Linked DNA regions of Homo sapiens: region 2 is linked to region 1. Evidence: read pairs that join two places in POLR2A ChIA-PET (ENCODE). Cell type or tissue: IMR-90. All regions are shown on one strand. Links, peaks and the distances in the headings refer to the core of each region. The heading gives the core; the rest is flanking DNA.

The links. ChIA-PET counts read pairs that join two places held together with the same protein. Peaks named below come from ENCODE experiments on the same cell type or tissue, not always from the same donor. Only the 100,000 strongest peaks of a DNase experiment are listed, where the experiment ranks them.
Region 2: POLR2A ChIA-PET joins it to region 1 with 5 read pairs; 2 of 35 experiments call an interaction of 5 or more read pairs at or near these places.

The regions. Positions count from the first base shown.
Region 1 is chr10:70,497,959-70,509,125 of GRCh38, reverse strand. The region is part of intron 1 of PALD1 (phosphatase domain containing paladin 1); the gene reads right to left. Among named protein-coding and RNA genes, the nearest start is that of PALD1, 25 kb to the right of the region's middle. RefSeq lists enhancers at 8,666-9,425, 9,426-10,187. In IMR-90, for the core only: no CTCF peak of the experiment used is centred there; a DNase peak (open chromatin) is centred at 6,515; H3K27ac peaks cover 159 bases.
Region 2 is chr10:70,619,754-70,630,920 of GRCh38, reverse strand. No RefSeq gene overlaps it. Among named protein-coding and RNA genes, the nearest start is that of PRF1, 23 kb to the right of the region's middle. RefSeq lists an enhancer at 5,045-5,634. In IMR-90, for the core only: no CTCF peak of the experiment used is centred there; no DNase peak of the experiment used is centred there; H3K27me3 peaks cover 778 bases.

The DNA.
Region 1 (11,167 bases), core at 1,815-9,814:
CACACGCCCCTGGCAGCCAGATGCCCAGGGTGAGTAACAATGGAGCTAAAAATAGGGCCCGACTCTGGGGGACGGCAGAGGGCCGAGTGGCCAGCTGGAGGAAACATCTGCCTCAGCTCAAGAACAAATACAGAGGAAGCTGCCGTGCTGCAGGGTTCCCCTACTGTGGGTGCAGAGCACATGAAACGTCCAGGTCTGTACCCAGGGCAGGGGCTCAGACCAGCCCTTCACCTGCCCTGGGCCTGGTCCCGCAACTCCCACAGGCCTGCACACACACACACAGGTTCCGCAGCTCCCACAGGCCTGCACACACACACACACACACACACACACACACACACGCCATACAGAGTCGAAACCCACCCTGGGCACCCACGTGTATCTTAGAGTTGAGAGCCAGAAGTACCTTTGAGACCCAAGTCTGACCCTTTCATTTTACAAAGGAGGAAACTGGGGTCCACGGGTGGCCGGAGACCTGCCCACAGTCACAAGAACAGTGGGTGGTGGCGTTGGGACAGGGTTCTCCTGCTCCTCACTCTCTATGGCACCTCGTGCTCATGCGCATCACTGGGCACGTCCAGCTGGGGCCAGTGACCCTGCTTCTGAGGAGGCAGATTCTACCTTAAGCATATCAGCTGGACTCAGGGCGCAGCATGTGGCAGTCCAGGAGCACGCTGGGCTGGCCCAGCCCTTCTCCAACCTGCTGCTCCCCAACTCCCATGCCCTAAACTCCAGCCAGTGCACCTCCTCACAGTCCCTAGAATGGGCACCATCAACAGGCCTTGGCAAATAATCAACATCAATAACAAAAATAATAAGAAAGCCGAGGAGCATCTTACTGGACCAGGGGGTGGGAGCAGGGTGTTTTGCAGTCTGTTGATGGCAGAAATGTTGCCTTTGAAGATCCTTGACATATTCCATAAACAACAAGGCTGGGCCGTCTCTCAAATGGTCTGGCCCAGCCAGTTTTCCTCCAGCGACAGAAAAGATGCTGCTGTTTCTTCCGTGGAGCAGCGAAGTTTGAGGGCCACACACCAGCCCCCCAATCACTCATTCCACATCTTCCTGACTGGCTCAATCTTCTTGTCCAGCCCACTCCCTGCATCAGGAGGCTTCCTTATCCTCCCCTCCGTGCCTTCCCACCACAGGGGTCTCCCTGGGGACCCACCAGGCAGGACCTGGTGCTGGCCTTCACTGGCATCCTCAGGGCCTGGCCTGTGCTTGGCACAAAGGAGCCACTTGGATAAACAAAACAGGGAAAATTTTTTTAAAACAATAAAAAGCTAGCCTGGGCAAGATGGTGAGACCTCATCTCTACGAACACATACATACACCACACACACACACACACACACACACACACACACACACACACGCACACACAAAACATACAAATGTAACAATTAGCCAGTGTGGTGGTATGCACCTATGGTCCCAGAACTTTGGGAAGCCAAGGCTGGCGGATAGCTTGAGGCCACAAGTTCGAGACCAGCCTGGGCAACGTGGCGAAACCCCATCTCTACTAAAAGTACAAAAATTAGCCAGGCAAGGTGGTGCACACCTTCGGTCCCAGCTACTTGGGAGGCTAAGGTGGGAGGATCACTTGAGCCCAGGTCAAGGCTGCAGTGAGCTGTGATCGCACCACTGCACTCCAGCCTGGGTGACAGAGCAAGACCCTGTCTCTAAAATTTTTTGTTTGTTTGTTTGTTTTTTGAGACAGAGTTTCGCTCTTGTAGCCCAGGCTGGAGTGCAATGGCACTACCTCGGCTCACTGCAACCTCCTCCTCCTGTATTCAAGCGATTCTCCTGCCTCAACCTCCCAAGTAGCTGGGATTATAGGCACCCGCCACCATGCCCGGCTAATTTTTTTTTTTTTTTGTATTTTTAGTAGAGACGGGGTTTCACCATGTTGGCCAGGCTGGTCTTGAACTCCCGATCTCAGGTGATCCATCTACCTCGACCTCCCAAAGTGCTAGGATTACAGGCACGAGCCACCGTGCCTGTCCTAAAAAAATTTTTTTTAATAGAAAGATAATTTTTTTAATAGAAAGATAATTTTTTTAAAGGATCAACTTTGCAGGTGTCTGTGTTGTGAGAATAAACCAGACAGCACAGATGGGGTTTTAGTCCAGGTCCCACAGTACAACATACAGTCCATAAGTGGCCACCATGTGTTGACTGCCTGAAAGAAAATGCTGGGTGGAAGGCGCTGACCTTTGACCACCCCCACCCCCAGGTGAGAAGGCTAAGGAGGAGGACACATGGAGGCCAGAGGCCAGGGAAGCCCTTTCAGGTCAGAAGGAAGACAGAGGGCTCCTCTCTGAGAGGCAGATTCCACCCATGAGGGAGAGTTGCCTGATTGAGACCCCTGGGTCTCTCGATGAGTCGTGCCCTCCCTGCTGCTCAGAGGGGCAAGTAAAATGGGGCACCTATCAAGTCCCCTGGGCCCTTCACTCACTCCTGAGGACCAAACATGTTAGCACCTTGAGCAGGATTTGAAATCACAAACACTGAATTCTTAACCCAATGGCTTCCACCTCCACTCCCCCAGGCAGTGTCACTCAGGTTAGTTGGGGGAAAGGATAATAATGGCAGCAGGTAACATGTACTGGACTCCAAGAGCGTGCCAGGCACTGTGCTCAGCCGTGCATCTGTCATCTAATCCTACAGTTCTGAAAGCAGGCTCCACAGACCCCAGGGCCCAGCGCCTTCCTTCCAGGGGTCCAGAGGTCAACAGGATTCTCACCGCAGCACTAAGACGTCACTGCCTTTCACTGGAATGACATTTGGTGGCTCAAAAGCCATGAAGGGGGTGAAACTGCTAGAGTCTCAGTAGAACAAGGCAGCAGCCCCAAAATGGGCCGGTCTCACTGTGTTCCCAGAGATATGCACTCGCGGTGACAAAATTCACCAATGTCACGTAAGGGTCCATGATGAGGCAGTAAAAATGATTAGTTTCACTGAATCTTAGCCTTTGGGTACATGTCCATTTGACATTCTGTGTGATAAAACGGGAAGTGCATGTAAGGCCCAAGAATGACACAGAGCTCGTCAGAGTTGGAGCTGACCCAGCCTCTAGTCCAAAGAATACTATTTTTTTTTTTTGAGATGGGGTCTTGCTTTGTCACCCAGGCTGGAGTGCAGTGGCACGATCACGGTTCACCACATCCTCAACCCGGGCTCAAGCTATCCTCCCACCACCTCAGCCTCCCAAATAGCTGGGACTACAGGTATGCGCCACCATGCCCGGCTAACTTTTGTATTTTGGGTAGATATGGGGTTTGGCCATGTTGTCCAGGATGGTCTCCAACTCCTGGGCTCAAGTGACCCGCCCACCTCAGCCTCCCAAAATGCTGGGACTACAGACGTGAGCCACTGCACCTGGCCGGGAACAACATTTTTACTTGACAGAATGACCAACAGACAAACAGTGGGTTTTCAGATATGAGTATTTGGCAGACAGTTTCTGATTTGTTTTTTTGTTTTGTTTTGTTTTGTTTTGTTTTGTTTTGTTTTGTTTTGAGACAGAGTTTCTCTCTTGTTGCCCAGGCTGGAGTACAATGACGTGATCTCGGCTCACGGCAACCTCCGCCTCCCGGGTTGAAGCGATTCTCCTGCCTCAGCCTTCCGAGTAGGTGAAATTATAGGCATGCACCACCATGCCCGGCTAATTTTGTATTTTTTTTAGTAGAGATGGGGTTTCTCCATGTTGGTCTCGAACAGGCTAGTCTCGAACCCCCGACCTCAGGTGATCCGCCTCCCTCGGCCTCCCAAAGTGCTGGGATTATAGGCGTGAGCCACCACACCTGGCCATGGCAGATATTTTCACAAAAATGAGTAAAGTGAGCCTGTCCCTTCAAAGAAAACAACTGACTTAATTTGTTGCCAATAATAAAGTTGGAGCTTGGAGCTTTCAAGGGAAAATTAGAATTTTGGAAAGCGTGTGTCACCCACTGTGAGTTCAAAAGCTGCTGAAAACAGAAAGATTTTTCTGATAATAGGTGTGACGATAGTAACAGATGTGACTTTTTTAAAATGTTGACATGAAATGTATCCACATTTGGAAGATCTGTGTAACACACAGGGCCAATATTTTCCCAAAGACAGATGCCTGATATTACAAAATCCCGTAACGGAGCCATTCGCACTGCAACACAGTCCAGTGGATCTTAACGTGACGAGGTACAAAATGTTCATTAATGTGCTTTCAGATTCCACATTTCAACTAGCTTTAAGAATCAACCACCTGTCAAATTTTTACATAGGATCAAAGGAAAATATCTAGAAGCTAATAAAATATTCCTCCCTTTTCACATTACATATCTGTGGTGAAGCCGATTTTCTTCACCATACTTCAGTCAAAACAATGTATCACAATAGATTGAATGCAGAGGCAGGCATGAGAATCCAGCTGTCTTCTGTTAAGCCAGACACGAAAGAGGCTTGCAAATCTGAAAGGCAATGCCACGCTTCCTATTCAATTTTTTTGTTTTGGAACATACAGTTATTTTCCAGGAAAAATAATAGATTTTATTTATGTTACCACATAATAGGCTTGTTATAAATGAATTTATAAATACGTGTTTTTGTTTGTTAGTTTTCTGAGACGAAGTCTTAATCTGTCACCCAGGCTGGAGTGCAGTGGCACGATCTCGGCTCACTGCAACCTCCGCCTCCCAGGTTCAAGTGATTCTCCTGCCTCAGCCTCCCGAGTAGCTGAGATCACAGGCATGCACCACCATGCCTAATTTTTGTATTTTTAGTAGAGACAGGGTTTCACTATGTTGGCCAGGCTGATCTCGAACTCCTGACCTCAGGTGATCCACCCACCTCAGCCTCCCAAAGTGCTGGGATTACGGGCGTGAGCCACCATGCCCAGCCGAAATATGTGTTTTTAAATATACTGTTTCAATTTCCAGTGTGGTAGCTATTGATATATGTATACAAGCCACACAAAAGCTCTTAGAGTCGTCAATTTTTAAGTGTAAAGGAGCCCTGAGAATACGTTTACAAACAGTTTGATTTCACCTTCATAACCCTTGCCTTACTCCCATTTTTGCAGGTGCAGACACTGAGGCCCAGATGGTCCGGGTTAACTTGCCCCAAGGGTGCGCAGGTGGCTGAGCAGGGCTCAAAGCCAGGCAGCCAGGCTTCCCAGGCATGCTCTTTATAGCTGCCCCTCATCTTACATCACGCTCCCAAAGGAAGTGCGGAAGGATAAAAGAAGACGTGATACAAAGGAAGCCACAGACATGAAAGAAGAGAATGTAAGTAAATATTTGTATAATCTTGGGACAGAAAAGAACTTTCTACACAAAATTCTGGAGGCAGAACACATAAAAGTTAAAGTGGACAGATCAGACTGCATAAAAAATAATCAGCTTTTGACCAATCAGAAAAAAACAAAACACGAAGTTACAAGGCAAATGACAAACTGGATAAAAATATTTTCAATGTATTTTTATTATTTGTCATTCTCTTTTTTTTCTTCTGAGACAGAGTCTCGCTCTGTCACTCAGGCTGGAGTGCAGTGGCGTGATATAGGCTCACCACAGCCTCCGCCTCCCAGGTTCAAGCGATTCATGCCTCAGCCTCCTGAGTAGCTAGGATTACAGGCACACACCACCATGCCCGGCTAATTTTTGTATTTTTAGTAGAGACGGGGTTTTGCCATGTTGGCCAGGCTGTTCTCGAACTCCTGACCTAAGGTGATCCACCCGCCTTGGCCTCCCTAAGTGCTGGGATTACAGGCATGAGCCATTGTGCCCGGCCTATTATCTGTCATTCAACATATGGATTATTTTTCAAACAAATGGGAAAACAAGTACATTTTGAAAGTAAAACAGACCAAAAATAACAAGCAAAATAGAAAGAGAAGAAATACAAATGGCCAATGAACATGAGACACAATGTCCAACCTAACTTGTAATGGAAAACCCAGAAATCGGCTGGGCATGGTGGTTCACCCCTATAATCCCAGCACTTTGGGAGGCCGAGGCAGGCAGATCACGTGAGGTCGGGAGTTTGAGACCAGCCTGACCAACATGGAGAAACCCCATCTCTACTAAAAATACAAAATTAGCTGGGCATGGTGGTGCATGCCTGTAATCCCAGCTACTCAGGAGGCTGAGGCTGGAGAATTGCTTGAACCCAGGAGGTAGATGATGCAGTGAGCCGAGATCACGCCACTGCACTGCAGCCTGGGCAACAAGAGCGAAACTCCAAAAGAAAAGAAAAGAGAGAAGAGAAAAGAGAAGAGAAGAGAACCCAGAAACAATGAAAACCATGCAGTGTCCATCATCACATCGGAGGTGAACCAGGGTGGAAACACCCATGTGGGCATGGGCACTGGGGACGGGCTCTCTCCTGAGCACCTGGCAGGATGTAAACCGGTAATAATTCTAAAATATCTTTAAAGTGGCCTTTTTAGATGAATGGAACCATGTAGTATTTGCTTACATTGGCTTCTTTTGCCCCATATCCTGTTAGGGATATTCATCCACCACTGCTCCATCCATTTTCATGACTACACAATGACGTCCATGATACATTCCACTTCAACCACTATGAATGTGAAAGATATTTCTAGTCTTTCACTAATATCAACAAAACTGTCCTGCAGACCCTTTGACCCTGCAATCCTTCTATCAATGTATCCAAAGGAAACAGGGAAAGACAGGGCCACAAAGGTATCCAGTACAGTTCTGTTGATATTAGTGAAAGATTAGAAATGTCTTTCACATCAACAGTGCTTGAAGCTGAATGTATCATGGATGTCATTAAGGCCATCAAAATGGATGGAGCAGCAGATGAACATCCTTAACAGGACATGGAGCGAAAAAAGCCAACATAAGCAAATACTACATGATTCCATTTATCTAAAACTCAAAAACAGGCAAAACTAGTCTATAATGTTGGAAGTCAGGCAAGAAGTCCTGTTGAGAGCAGGAAGAGGGTGTGGTGATGGGATACAGGAGTCTGTATTTTTTGTAGAGATGAGGGTCTCACTATGTTGCCCAGGTTGGTCTCGAACTCCTGGCCTCAACTAATGCTCCTGCCTCAGTCTCCCAGGGCACTGGGATTACAGGCATGAGCCACTGTCCTTGGCTCTTTTATGGATGTCAAACTTCGAATGAAATAGCAGCTTATTTACTGATGTAGAAAAATATCTACTATATGTCTAGTTTAAAAAAAAAAAGACACTACAGGATTTTAGAGTTTTGTTCCATTAAAAAGGGGGAGGCCTCTTGTATACAAATGTGCATGAACACAGGTATGCATGCACGCACGCACACACACACACACACACACAGAGTAAAAATGTCTGGAAGGACAAATCTCAAAACATCAATGGTGAACCGTACTTATCTCTGAAAAATGGGATCTCAGATGATTTTTCTCATCTTCCTGGATATCTTTATTTTCTCTCATTTCCCTACAGTAAACATACACTATTTAGAAAAAAAAGAAAGACAAAAAAGAACTACACAGTGGCCACTGACACCAGCAACCATGGTTCTGCAACAGCTTCACAGCCCAAGGGACCCTGACCCCACGGGGTGAGGACGCTCCCGAGGTGCCACTGCTGGAACGCTCAACACCTTCTCATGGGAAAACTGGCCAGTGGGGTAAGAAGGAGCTGCGTAGACGCCAGCGCTGTCCCTCACCAGAGGCCCATGGCTTGGCCTCTCTGAGCCTCGCTCTCCTGCAGGGCAGTGAAGGTTAAATAAGGCCATGATGTCCTGGCCAGACCAGGTTAGTTCTCAGGATGGTTCTTACACTCAGGTTCCCCCAGGTTCCATGGAGGCCCAGGGAGGCCGAGAAACTTCCTCACCTCATGCAGCAGGCCTGTGAGGCCTGGTTTTCCCCAGAAACAACCACAGGAGGCACCCTGGCCCACACAGTCCTCCCCACAATTGGAGTGTGGTCTGGAGGCCTGACCCCAGGAAGTTCTCTCCCCTCCCTGGGCCTCAGCATCCCCAGGAGTAAAAGGAGCAGGCTGGGCATTGCACTTGACCTCATGTAGCCTCCCTCAGTGGCAGGAAAGGTGGGATGGCTTATCCAGACAGGAAGTGACCTTGCCGGATGAAAGACAGGCCAACATTCCATCAGGAGCCCCCACCTGCTGGTGGCCTGTGGGGTCATGGGAGCCAGGAATGGGTGGGCATACAGAGGCCAAGGAGGAAACAGGATTTACTGCAGAAGGCCAGGCACACGGCAGACCCCCGGCAGGGAAGTGACTTCATTTCACACATTGTCCTCTTCACTTCCGCCCCTGGCATGGGAGGAACTTAACCCTAAGAGGGCCATATTGCACCGGCTCCAGCCAACTCCACACGGACCAGAGCAAGAGAGTCCAAGCTTTCTCCTTCCCCCACCCCTATAATCCCCAATCCACAGATGAGGAAACTGAGGCACAGAGAGGCTGACAGAAGCGCAGGGACTCCAGCACCTTTCCCATTATACCGAGCTGCACAGTGGCGGAAGACGTTAACTAATGGTCGGGAACTCTGGGAAGGCTTCCCGAAAAAGGAACAGAGCTGGGACTTAAAGGATGAGCAACATTTGATAGACCGGAAGGGGGAGGAAGCACACTCTGCACAGAGGGAGCAGCATAGAGAGAGGTGCCTCCTGTATAGTATTGTGGGAAGAATTAAGGTGCTTGTGAGGCCAGAATATAGGATGAGGTGGGGTAGGCCGAACCCCAGTCCCTGGGGACCATGCCAGGATCTTAGGTGTTGCTCTGCGGGGTGTGATGTGCTGCCCAGCTGTGGCAATGGGAGAGAAGCACGACCACGGCCTGTGTCCACCTAGTGGGGCTGCAGGGAGGAGGCACCATGTGGAGGCACCTGAGCAACAGGGTGGGTACTGCTCTGGGACATCTGGGGTGCAAAGCTCACCCCACCAACCCCAAACTAAGAAAGAAGTTCACAGTTCCAATAGTACCACGTGCCAAGGTACCACACACCAGACCAATGAGCAAGCAGGGCGTTGAATGCAGACTGTGTGGGCTCGAGCCTTAGCTCCACCACGACCAGCCTGATGCCCCTGACTGAAGCTCCACCTCTCTATGCTTCAACACCTGTCAGTGAAGTCCATGCCCACACCCACCTCTGAGGCCATGAGGACTAACTGAGAAAACCCCTGTACAGATCCACCTGAGTGTCACAGCTGGAGCGTGACAAAGAGTCACTGCCATATCATTTCTCCAAATAGCCCTGCAGCTACAGATTGTGGCCATTCTGATGCATCAGGAGGCTGAGTGACTTGGCCTAGAACCCACAGCAAAGAAACAGTGGAGCAAAGATTCAAACTCAGGCCGTCTGGCCCTGAATGCCTAGGCTCACACCAGCCCATCAGGCAAAACAAAACCCACAAGAATGAACCTGCACCTGCCAGCTGTGGCTCTCCAGGCCCCCGGGCAGCTTCGGGCAGGGGAGCAAGCACTCCACCACCTCAAACCTCCAGTGGCAGAGGGAGGAGCAGGGAGAAAATGCCAGGCCACGGGAGAGGAAGAAAAATATTTTTAAGTTTCTCCCTCTTCCTGTTTATCTGTCCCTTCCATCCTGAAGTCCTGGTAGCTGTTTTTTCAGGGAAAGTCCTGCCAAGAGGGACATCCTGCCGTGTGGCCACCCCAGGCCAAGCCGCCCCTGCCAGCCTCACACTGCGGGCTCTGAGGCCCACCTCCCTGCAGACACTCCCGCCTGGCCCAGAGGCTGCTGCATAAAGAGGCTTTCAGAAGAAGCTGGGGCCCAGGAAGGGGACCTGGGGCTGGGAGGAGGGGCCCATACCATGGCACCAATCAGCTCCACACTCAGGCCAGAGAGGTGACAAGAAGGATTTGAAGAAATAACTCTAAGCCTGGTATTGAAGAAGGAAGGGCCAGAGCTGGGGTCAGAAACACACAGCACTGGCTGTAGAGCCAGGCAGAACTGGCATCCAAACCTAGCTTGCCCGTGACTTACTGTGTGACCTTGGCTAAGTTACCGAACTTCTCTGAGCCTAGTTCCCTTATGTGTAAAATAAGGATAATGTTAATACCTACTTCATAGGGATATGGTAAGGATTACATGAGACAATGTAAGGAAAGTGCTAGCACCTGGTAAACATAACAAATGCTATTTATTGCCACTCTCACCATCAAGCTGACCCCCTCACTCAATCCCAAAGACGTATGATACCTTTTTTTTTTTTTCTGAGATAAAGTTTTGCTCTTGTTGCCCAATCTGGAGTGCAATGGGGCGATCTTGGCTCACTGTAACTTCTGCCTCCTAGGTTCAAGCAATTCTCCAGCCTCAGCCTCAAAAGTAGCTGGGTTTACAGGCACGCGCTACCACGTCTGGCTAATTTTTTGTATTTTTAGTAGAAACCGGGTTTTACCATGTTAGCCAGGCTGGTCTCAAACTCCTGACCTCAGGTGATCTACCCACCTCAGCCTCCCAAAGTGCTGGGATTACAGGCGTGAGCCACCGCGCCCAGTCTGTGCGATACCTTTCAAATATGCTCAAAAGAACAATTACAGCCTCAAAAAAAAAAAAACAAAACAGGACAGGCATAGTGGCTCATGATTGTTATCTCAACACTTTGGGAGGCTAAGGCAAGAGGACTGCTTGAAGTCAGGAGTTTGATACCAGCCTGGGCAACACAAGATCTCACCTCGATAAAAAATAATTTTAAAGATTAGCCAGGTGTGGCGCACACTCCTGTGGTCCCAGCTACTTGGGAGGCTGAAACAGGAGGATTGCTTGAGCCCAGGAACTTGAGGTTGCAGTGAGCTAGGACCATGCCACTGTGCTCGCTCTAGCTCTGGTGATAGAGCAAGACCCCATCTCTAAAGAAAAATAAAATAAATGTTAACATTTTTTAAAAGAAATGAATTCTGACACATGCTACAATACGGATGAACCTTGAGGACATTATGTTATATGTTTAAGCCAGACACAAAAGAAGAAATATTGTACGATTCCAATAATATGAGATACCTTGGTCAAATTCAGAGACAGGAAGTAGAACTGTGGGTGCCAGGGCCTGGAGGAGAGGGAGTGGGGAGTTAGTGTTTAATGGGTGCAGAGTTTCAGTTTGGAAAGAAGGAAAAGTTCTGGGGCTGGATGGTGGTGATGGGTGCACAATATGGATGCTCTTAATGACATTAAATTATACAATTTTA
Region 2 (11,167 bases), core at 1,600-9,599, 120 kb before region 1:
GCCAGGCAGAGGGGCTCCTCACATCCCAGACGATGGGCGGCCAGGCAGAGACGCTCCTCACTTCCCAGACAGGGTGGCGGCCGGGCAGAGCCTGCAATCTCTGCACTTTGGGAGGCCAAGGCAGGTGGCTGGGAGGTGGAGGTAGTAGCGAGCCGAGATCACGCCACTGCACTCCAGCCTGGGCACCATTGAGCACTGAGTGAACGAGACTCTGTCTGCAATCCCGGCACCTCGGGAGGCCGAGGCTGGCAGATCACTTGCGGCTAGGAGCTGGAGACCAGCCCGGCCAACACAGCGAAACCCCGTCTCCACCAAAAAAATACGAAAACCAGTCAGGCGTGGCGGCACGCGCCTGCAATGGCAGGCACTCGGCAGGCTGCGGCAGGAGAATCAGGCAGGGAGGTTGCAGTGAGCCAAGATGGCAGCAGTACAGTCCAGCTTCGGCTCAGCATCCCATCTTGACATTTCTTAAGCCAAACCTCTTTGGCTTAAATGATCAAACCATCCTTTGCTAGTATTAAGTTCTCCAGCTTTTGATCCTTCACCTTCTTTTTGCTTTCAGTTGTCATGTAATGCCTTTGCTTTTTCTTGAATCATATTAGAGTTTATAGGTATGTCTTTATTACAGCAATCCTGCACCCACATAAAAGCTGCATTTTAAATATTAAATACAAGGGTATTTCAAAACAAGTGCAAAGTTTTTATGCCTGCTGTTGTGGCTGCAGCAACAATTTTGCTAATTTCCTTCTCTTTTTTTTTTATGATAGCCCTTATCCTGGATTCATTTGTCTTGAAATGATGGACAACTGCAGCAGCAGACCTCAATCTATGGTACATATCAAGCAATTCAACTTTTTCTTGTAATGTAATGACTTTTCTCTAATACTTGGTAACACCTCCAGCATCTCTAGTGGCACTTCATATGGGTCCCCTGGTGTTATTCAAGATTTATGGTATTGCACTAAATGCAATTAAAAACAAAACAAAACATGAGAACCATAGAGATTCTCACTTAGTCTGGGCAACAGAGTGAGACCTTTTCCCCCTCCCCCCCCCAAAAAAAAGTGCAGTGGCATGATCATGGCAGTGGCAGCCTCAACCTCCTGGGCTCAAGCAATCCTCCCACCTCAGCCTCCCTAGTAGCTGGGACCACAGATCGGTGCCAACACCTGGCTAATTGTTTTTATTTTTTGTAGAAACAGGGTTTCCTTATGTTGCTCAGGCTGGTCTCAAACTCCTGGGCTCAAGTGATCCTCCTTCCTCAGCCTCCCAAAATGCTGGGATTACAAGCATGAGCCACCACACCTGGCCAAGAGATCACTTTTTACTGTGATATGCAATTTTACTGGAGAGATGAGCTGCCCACATGGAGTGATTAGCATCACATGGTGTTTTAGGCAGATACTCACAACACTTGGTCTCACTGCAATAGCAACAGGAGGTGGCTATGCAGTTATCACAATAGTGCAGTATGGACTACAGTTGTTTTGAAGCAATTATGATTTAATACTGTATCTTTACATTTGTTTACGTTTCTCTCAACTCTGAATGGTGCCTTATAAGGTCAGTGTTTGTATTTGTAAGTTTTGATAAGTTTTAACTTTTTATAATAGATTTGTGTACATTTTATGGTTGTAAATAATAAAATAAACTGTGTCTACATATATTTTATGCGTTCATGATATACCTAACTTTTTCTTATGTTTTTTTTTTAATATTTCTAGGCTATGTGGTTCATCTGTGAGTTTTTTCAAATTGTTGTAAATCTCCAAAAAAATTCCCAATATATTTATTGGAAAAAATCCACATATATGTGGACCTGCACAGTTCAAACCTGTCTTGTTCAAAGGTCAACTGTATTATAAGACTCTTAGAAGAAAACATAGGCCCAAATCTTTTCAACTTCAGATTAGGCAACTGTTTCTTAGATATGACACCAAAAGCATAAGCAAAAAAATAAATAAATTGAAATTTATCAAAATTTGAAACTTTTGTGCATCAAAGAACATTATCAAAAAAGTGAAAAGACAACCTAGAGTGGGAAAAAGTTTTTGCAAATCATATGTCTAACAAGGATCTAGTATCCAGAATACATTAAAAAATTACAACTAAATAAAAAGACAAATACCGAAATAAAATATGGGCAAAGTATCTGAATAAACATTTCTCCAAATAACAGATACAAAATTACCAATAAGTACATAAAACTGTGTTCAACATTAGTCCTTAGGGAAACATAAATCAAAACCAAAATGAGATGTCACTTCACACCCACTAAGATGGCTACAACCAAAAAGACAATGCTGTGGTCTTGAATGTTTGTGTCCCCCAGCCCCTGAATCTATATGTTGAAACCTAATTCCCAATATGGTATTAGGAAATGGGGCATTTAGAGATAATTAGGTCATGAAAGCTCTACCCTAAGGAATGGGATGGGTGCCCTTATAAAAGAAGCCCCAAGGGAGTTTGTTTGCCCCTTCTCACATGTAAGGACACAACAAGAAGGTGCCATCTATGAAGGAGTGAGTGAGCCCTCACCAGACACCAAATCTGCTGGTGTCTTGATCTTGGACTTCCCAGCCTCCAGAACTATGAGCAATAAATCTCTATTGTTTATAAATTACCCAGTCTAAGGTAGTTAGTTATAGCAGCTCAAACAGACTGACTAAGATAATTGGCTAGGTTGTGGAGAAACTGGAACTCTCATACATTTTTCGTGGGAATGTGAAGTGGTGCAGCTGCTTTGGAAAACAGTTTGGCAATTCCTCCAAATGTCAAACCTAGAATTACTATAAGAACCAGCAATTCCACTTCCAGTAACATACCCAAGAGCAATGAAAGTGTATGTTCACACAAAGCTTATATATGAAGGTTCATAGCCCCATTGTTCATAATAATCAGAAAATAGAAACAACCCATCAACTTATGAGGTATAACCATACAGTGAAGTATTATTCAGAAATATCAAGAAAAATACTGATAAATTCTGCAACGTAGATGAATTTTGAAAGGATTATGCTAAGTAAAAGAAGCCAAACAAACAAACTACAACTTGTATGATCCCACTTACATGAAGTGTCAAGAATAGGCAAATCCATAGAGAAAGAAAGTAGATTAACAGTTGCCATGGGGATAGGATGGGGGAAGAGTAAATGGGGAAAGAGTACTAATTAGTAGGTTTCTTTTTGGGATAGTAAAAATGTTCTGGAACTAGATAATGATGATGATTGTATAACATTGTGAATGTTCTTAATGCTACTGAATCTTACACCTTAAAAGGGTAAGTCTTATGGTACACAAGTCTCAATTTTTTAAAAAGAAAACATTTATTTTCTGGCTATAGGTTACCCAGATTTTTAATGTATTTCTGTGTTAGCTTTGGTAAGCTATTGTTTTAAGGAAATGTACTGTTTTATCTAAATTGTCAAATTTATTGGCATAAAATTGTTCATAATATCTCCTTATGACCTTTTTAATGTTTGCAGGTGCTGTAGTAATGTCTCCTTTTTCATTTCTGATATTGCTAATTTGTACCTTCTCTCTCTCTCTCTTTTTTTTTTTCAAGACAGATTCTTGCTCTGTCTCCCAGCCTGGAGTGCAGTGACATGATCTCAGCTCACTGCAACCTCTGCCTCCCGGGTTCAAGTGATTCTGCTGCCTCAGATTCCTGAGTAGCTGGAACTACAGGTGTGTGCCACCACACCTGGCTAATTTTTGTATTTTTAGTAGAGACAAGGTTTCACCATGTTGACCAGGCTGGTCTTGAACTCCTGACCTCAAGTGATCCACCCGCCTCAGCCTCCCAAAATGCTGGGATTACAGGTGTGAGCCATGACAGCTGGTTGTTTCATTAACTTTTGCTCTTCTCTTTAGTATTTCCTTCCTCCACTGTTTGGATTTAATCTGTTGTCCTCTTTTAAACATCTTTAGATGTATACTTTGATTATTGATATTGTAAGGGAGGAAAAATAATTTTCTCTCTATTGTTTATTGAGGAAAAAAAGCCAAACTCTGTAAATATTTTAAAAGGTTTATTCTAAGTCATTATGAGTGAACATGGCCCGGAAAAGTCTCAAGAGGTTCTGAGAAGGTGTGCCCAAAGTAGTCAAGTAATAGTTTTTCTCACACGCATCCGTGTGAAGAGATCACCAAACAGGCTTTGTGTGAGCAATAAAGGTTTTTAATCATCTGGGTGTAGACGAGCTGAGTCCAAAAAGAGAGTCAGTGAAGGGAGATACGGGTGGGGCCGTTTTATAGAATTTGGGTAGGTAGTGGAAAATTACAGTCAAAGGGGGTTGTTCTTTGGTGGGCAGGGGCAGGGGACATAAGGTGCCCAGTGGAGGAGCTTCTGAGCCAGGAAAAGGAATTTCACAAGGTAGTGTCATCAGTTAAGGCAGGAACCGGCCATTTTCATTTCTTCTGTGATTCTTCACTTGCTTCAGGCCATCTGGATGTATATGTGCAGGCTTGGGCTCAGAGGCCTGACAGTTTTGTTTTATACATTTTGTGGGGGACAGAAGTTACAAGCAAAGACATAAATCAATACATAGAAGATGTACATTGGTTCAGCCCAGAAAGGCAGGACATTTTAAAGGAGGGACTTACAGGTATAGGTGGATTCAAAGATTTTCTGATTAGCAATTAGTTGAAAGACTTAAGCTTTGTCTAAAAATCTGAAGTCAGTAGAAAGAAATGCTTGAGTTAAGGGGGATTGTGGAAGCCAAGGTTCTTGTTATGCAGATGAAGCCTCCAGGTAGCAGGCTTCCTGAAAAGATGGCTTTGAAGGACTCTTTTAAAATATGTCAAATAATTATATTTTAGACTAAAATATTTTTATTTCCTTCAGGGTCTGCTATCTGTCATGTGATGTTATCCCAGAGTCAGGCTGGAATTTGCTACAAATAATCTGTTTTGTCAGCTTTATGATCTCTATTTTATGTTAATGCTGGTCAGTTGTTCCTAAACTCTTAAAAGGGAGGAGGTATAAAAAGGTGTGTCTGACCTCCCTTACTGTCATGGCCTAGAGTTGAGTTTTTCAGGTTTCCCTAGGATCCCCTTGGCCAAAAGGGTTCATTCAGTCTACTGGGGGACTTAGGATTTTTTTTCTTTGAGACAGAGTCTCACTCTGTCACCCAGGCTGGAGTGTAATGGTGCGATCTCGGCTTACTGCAGCCTCCACCTCCTGCGCTCAAGCGATCCTCCCACCTCAGCCCCACAAGTAGCTGGGACTACAGACACATGCCATCATGCCCAGTTGTTTTTTGTTTTTGTTTTTGTTTTTGTTTTTGGTAGAGACAGGGTTTCATGTTGCCCAGGCTGGTCTTAAACTCCTGAGCTCAGGTGATCCACCCATCTTGGCCTTCCAAAAGGCTAGGATTACAGGCATAAGCCACCATGCCCAGCTTTTAGGATTTTATTTTGGTTTACACCTTCATAGTTCTTAGTTAGGACAGATCCCTGGAACAAAAGAGTGACAAGAGAATAACAAACAGAAGTTTAATAACACATATACTTTATGCATATAAAACCATCCTTTCAGGGTTAACAAGAAATACATGCAGTGTTCTGGGCAGAAATATACTCATTATTAAGCATTAGGAGCACTAAGCAGGCTGCACTTTGGCCCACTTCTTTGTAATTTATCTTTTTTTTTATTTTTATCTATTTTTTTTTTTTTTTGAGACAGAGTTTCACTCCTGTTGCCCAGGCTGGAGTGCAATGGCGCGATCTCGGCTCACTGCAACCTCCGCCTCCCAGGTTCAAGCGATTCTCCTGCCTCAGCCTCCCCAGTAGCTGGGATTACAGGCATGTGCCACCACGCCCAGCTAATTTTGTATTTTTAGTAGAGACGGGGTTTCTCCATGTTGGTCAGGCTGGTCTCGAACTCCCGACCTTATGTGATCCGCCCGCCTCGGCCTCCCAAAGTGCTGGGATTACACGAGCCACTGAGCCCGGCACTTCTTTTAATTTAAAGTCACGTAGCACTAGATCCCCACCATCTGCATTCCCACTGTTCCTACAGATAGGATCTCTGACACCTAAGGCTTTTGTTTAAGAATTACTTAAGATGGCCGGGCGCGGTGGCTCATGCCTGTAATCCCAGCACTTTGGGAGGCCGAGGCGGGCAGATCACGAGGTCAGGAGATGGAGACCAGCCTGGTGAACACAGTGAAACCCCGTCTCTACTAAAAATACAAAAAATTAGCCGGGCGTGTTGGCAGGCACCTGTAGTTCCCAGCTACTCGGGAGGCTGAGGCAGGAGAATGGCGTGAACCCGGGAGGCGGAGCTTGCAGTGAGCCGAGATCACATCACTGCGCTCCAGCCTGGGTGACAAAGTGAGACTCCGTCTCAAAAAAAAAAAAAAAAAAAAAAAAGAATTACTTAAGATGTTTTCAGATCCTGAATTCCAGCTGAACAGCTGATGCCCATCAGCTTGAAGACTCCCACAGAGGAGCTGAATCAACATGAGAATGCAGTTTCTTCATCTCCCCATCCCAGGATTTCACGCTGCACTCTTTGACCAATCAACAATCTCCACACCTTGGCCACTCCAAACTCCTTAAAATCTCTAACCCCCAACTCCTCTGGGAGGCAGATTTGAAGTTTCCTCTTGCCTCCTTGCTGGGCAGCCCTATGATTAAAACTTTTTCTCTGATGCAACTCTCAGTGTTGATGTATTGACTTACCATGTATACTGCAACAGACTTGTTTATGGTCAAACATACATAAGATACCTAGAGTAAATGAGTAAATCTCAAAGAGATGGCTCTGAGTTCAGGCTTAGATATAATCTTCAGCTAAAACAAAAATACAAGGGTGTGAAGAAGGCCAGCTGTGGGGAGATGCCCAAGAAAATCTCAAGCCGGGTGCAGTGGCTCATGCCTGTAATCCCAGCAATTTGGGAGGCCAAGGCAGGCGGATCACTTGAGGCCAGGAGTTTGAGACCAGCCTGGGCAACATGGTGAAACCCCATCTCTACTAAAATTACAAAAATTAGCTGGGCATGGTGGTACATGCCTGTAATCCCAGCTGAGGCAGGAGACTTGCTTGAACCCAGTGGGTGGAAGTTGCAGTGAGCCTAGATCATGCCACTGCACTCCAGCTTAGGTAAACAAAGTGAGACCCTATCTCAAAAAAAAAAAAAAAAAAAAAAGAAAAGAAAAGAAAATAGGATAAGGTTTGTTAGGCAGATTTAAGTTGATACCTTCTCCACTGATAAGAGTTTCCAGTGATTTAACATCATTCTTCTCTTTCTGGTACTGAGCAGGAAACATCTTTACAAATGGAGATTTCCTTTATGGCTTTTAATTTCCCTTATAAAAGGGTAATTTTTACTGTGTTTTCAGAGCTTCTCCTATGTCTGCAGTTTCTCAAAATTTTAAGGGATCTCTAGGGTGTTGACTTTTCTGGCCAGAAACCTCTGTGGCCACAGCACTATTGCCCAAGTTCTTGTCCTGTATCCAAAAGAATGAGGTATGCAGACAAGTGAAGGGTGAAGAAGAGTTTTATTTAGTGTTAGAACAGCTTAGAGGAATGGGTAGCTCCTCTCTGTAGGCAGGTCATCCCATCCAGTGTTCAGCTCTCCACAAAAAGGAGGCCCTGGAGAGGATAACTCCTCTCTGCAGGCAGGTCATTTGGACATTTCTGCAGGTCTCTGCAGCTATCAGCAGAGAAAGTACTCCTCTTTGCAGGTGGTCCTCCCATCATCTCCGCCCTCTTCGTCCTGTGCCCCACTCTGGCTGAGCCCTGGGCTTTTATGGGCCTTGGAGGGAAGGAAGTACATGCCAGTTGGTCCCTGGGTGGCCATGGGAGGCCCAGAAGAGGCACCACAAGTCCCCCCACCAGTCTGCCAATCTGCAGGACTGGCAGCCCGGTCCCCAGCCTTCAGACCTTCCCTGGCCTGAAGGTGTGGCCTTACTGGGGACCTGCCTCCTTCCACCCAAAAATCAATTTGCCTCCCACTGCCATTCATGGCCCCTGGGCTTGGCCCCAACACCCCCTCCAAGATCAGAGGAGGCACCATGAGTGAAGAGAAGCCAGGCAGTGGGAAAAGACACCTCTGAGCTTGGAGGGATGGAGGAGTGTCCTTCCTAAGGCCACTGAGGGTGCAGGCTGCAGAGACACCAGCTCCTGCACCTGGGAGGGCGGTCACAGCCACACCCAGGAGGGCAGATCCTGCCTGCTCCCAGACCTCCTCAAAGAGCACAGCTGCAATTTGGACGGCTGTAGCCCCACCCAGGAGGGTGAGTCTCCTGTGTGCTCTGTAGAGCAGGAGGCCTGGGTCTGAAGCTGCTGGTTGGGCAGTTGCAGCAGCACCCAGAGAGCTCTCCTCCCAACTCCCACCAGCTTTATGGAGTGTGCAGCCAAAGCCGTGCCTCCCTGCTGCAGCCAGCATGATGGCAGCAGCCACTGCCATCAAAAATACTCAGCTCGGCCAGGCGTAGTGATTCACATTTGTAATCCCAGCACTTTGGGAGGCTGAGACAAGCAGATCACGAGGTCAGGAGATCGAGGCCATCCTGGCTAATATGGTGAAACCCCGTCTCTACTAAAAATACAAAAAAAAAAAAAAAATTAGCCAGCCATGGTGGCAGGTGCCTGTAGTCCCAGCTACTCAGGAGGCTGAGGCAGGAGAATGATGTGAACCTGGGAGGCGGAGCTTGCAGTGAGCGGAGATCGCACCACTGCACTCCAGCATGGGCAACAGAGTGAGACTCTGTCTCAAAAATAAATAAATAATAATAATCAGCTCAAAATCATTCTTATGCCAGAGGCATATTTTGGAGTGGCATATTCTGATCTGCTAAAACCATATTTTAGAGTAACATATTTTGTTTTTTTACAATATTAAATCTTTCTCCTTTTCTGAAATGTGCATTTATGACCATAAACTTCCCTCTAAACATAATATTAGTTGCATCCCATGTATTTTAGTGTATCATATTTTTATCATTCAGTTAAAAGTATTTTCTGACTTATTCTTTGATTTGGAACTTATTTTGAAGGATATTGGTGTTAGAAGAAAAGTTTTAGACAAATTAAATTTAACAGAGTTTAATTGAGCAAAGAACATTTCACAAATTGGGCAGTCCCTAGAACCAGAAGAGGTTCAAAGTGACTCTGGTGGTTGGAAAGGATTTATGGACAGAAAAGGGAAAGTGAAATACAGAAAACAGAAGTGAGACGCAGGAACAGCCAGATTAGTTGCTTGGCAGCCAATCCAAAAGGCAACTAAGCGTTTGCCTTATCTGAGCATGGTTTGAACCATTGGCTGCCTGTAAGTGGTTGAAATATGACTGCTGTGATTGGCTAAGACCTACTTGTTACAAGAGTAGGTTACAAGGCCTGGCATGGTCGCCCACACCTATAATCCTAGCACTTTGGGAGGCCAAGGCGGGTGGATCACCTGAGGTCAGGAGTTCAAGACCAGCCTGGACAACATGGTGAAACCCCATGTCTACTAAAAATACAAAAATTAGCTGGGCATGGTGGTGCGCACCTAATCCCAGCTACTTGCGAGGCCGAGGCACAAGAATCACTTGAACCTGGGAGGTGGAGGTTGCAGTGAGCCAAGATTGTGCCATTGCACTCCAGCCTAGGTGACACAGTGAGACTCTCTGTCAAAAAAATAAAATAAAATAAAAGAGTAGGTTATAGTCTGTTTACACATCCAGTTAGGTTACAGTTCATTACTTACTGAGAAACCTTTAGGCCAAACTTGAACTATGTAAGGAGGCAGCTTTAGGCTAAATGTAATTTAACCCTTGTATATTTTCAAACATTTTGATTTTTTGTTTGTTTGTTTTTTTGTTCTTGTTATTGATTTCTTGCTTAATCCACTGAGTAACATTCTCTGTAAATTTTTAATCCATTGAAATGTTTTGAGATATTTTATGGCCCAGTAAATTGCCAATTTAGGTAAATGTTCAGTACGCACTTGAAAAAAAGACATATTTCTTTTGTAAACCAAAAACAAAATCCTAAGCTACCCAACTGATTGAATGGACTCCCTCTGGGCCAAGGAAAACCTGAAAAAATGAATTCCAAATCATGATGGGAAGGGAAGTTGGAGAGGCCTCATTATGCCCCCTCCCTTTTGGAGTTTAGGCACAACTGGCCAGCATTAATATTAAAAGAGAGATCATAAGACCGACAAAACAGACTCTTTGTAGTAATAAAACACAAAATTCCAACCTAACTCTGGTATGGCATCACATGCTGTCTGCGGGCTGCCACCTATGAGACTTCATCTACGTAACAAGGGCCTTGGCTTCCACAACCCCCTTGTCTTAGCTCAAGGATTCCTTTCTACTGACTTCTTAAGCCTTTAGACAAAGCTTAACTCTTTCAACCAATTGCCAATCAGAAAATCTTTGAATCTACCTATATGACCTGGAAGCAGTCCCCTCCCCATAAGACATCCCACCTCTTTAGGCTGAACCAATGTACACCTTCCATGTATTGACTTATGTCTTTCCTTGCAACTCTTGTTCCCTAAAATGTATAAAACCAAACTGTAGCCCAACCACCTTGGGCACACTTTCTTAGGACCTCTTGAGAACGTATCCTGGGCCATGGTCACTCATATTGGCTCTGAATAAGCCTCTTTAAATATTTTACAAAGTTTAGCCTTTTCATCAACACTTTGGTGTATGGGTACAGTGTCCTATATATGTCAGTTGGGTCAAGCTTATCATTGCATTGTTCAATTTTTTTGTATCTTTACTGATTTTATTGTCCACCTGTTTTATCAGTTAAAAAGAGAGGTATGTTAACATATTTCACTACAGTATGTATTTATTCTGTTTCATTACTTCAGTTTTCTTCTTTAAGGTCTCTTTTATACATGGGTTGGATCTTCTCTATCTTCCATATCTATCACCTTTATATCTTTTTTTAAACCAGTCTCCACTTTTGATTTTTTTAATTTCCTCTGTTTCATCTTCTATTTCTCTTATGACATTATTTATGTTATTTATTCATTCTAGCTTCTTTTTATTTCTAAAATGGTTAGAGGTTTTTTTTAGAAAAGAAAAATGGTTTTTTCCTAACTAAATTCTGTGTGAGCTCTTTTCAAATTTTCCTTGTATCCAATTATCTCATCTCTTAATTTTTATAATCCTGACTTATGCTTTAGTTTCCTAAATTCTGTCATTTTAAAAACTC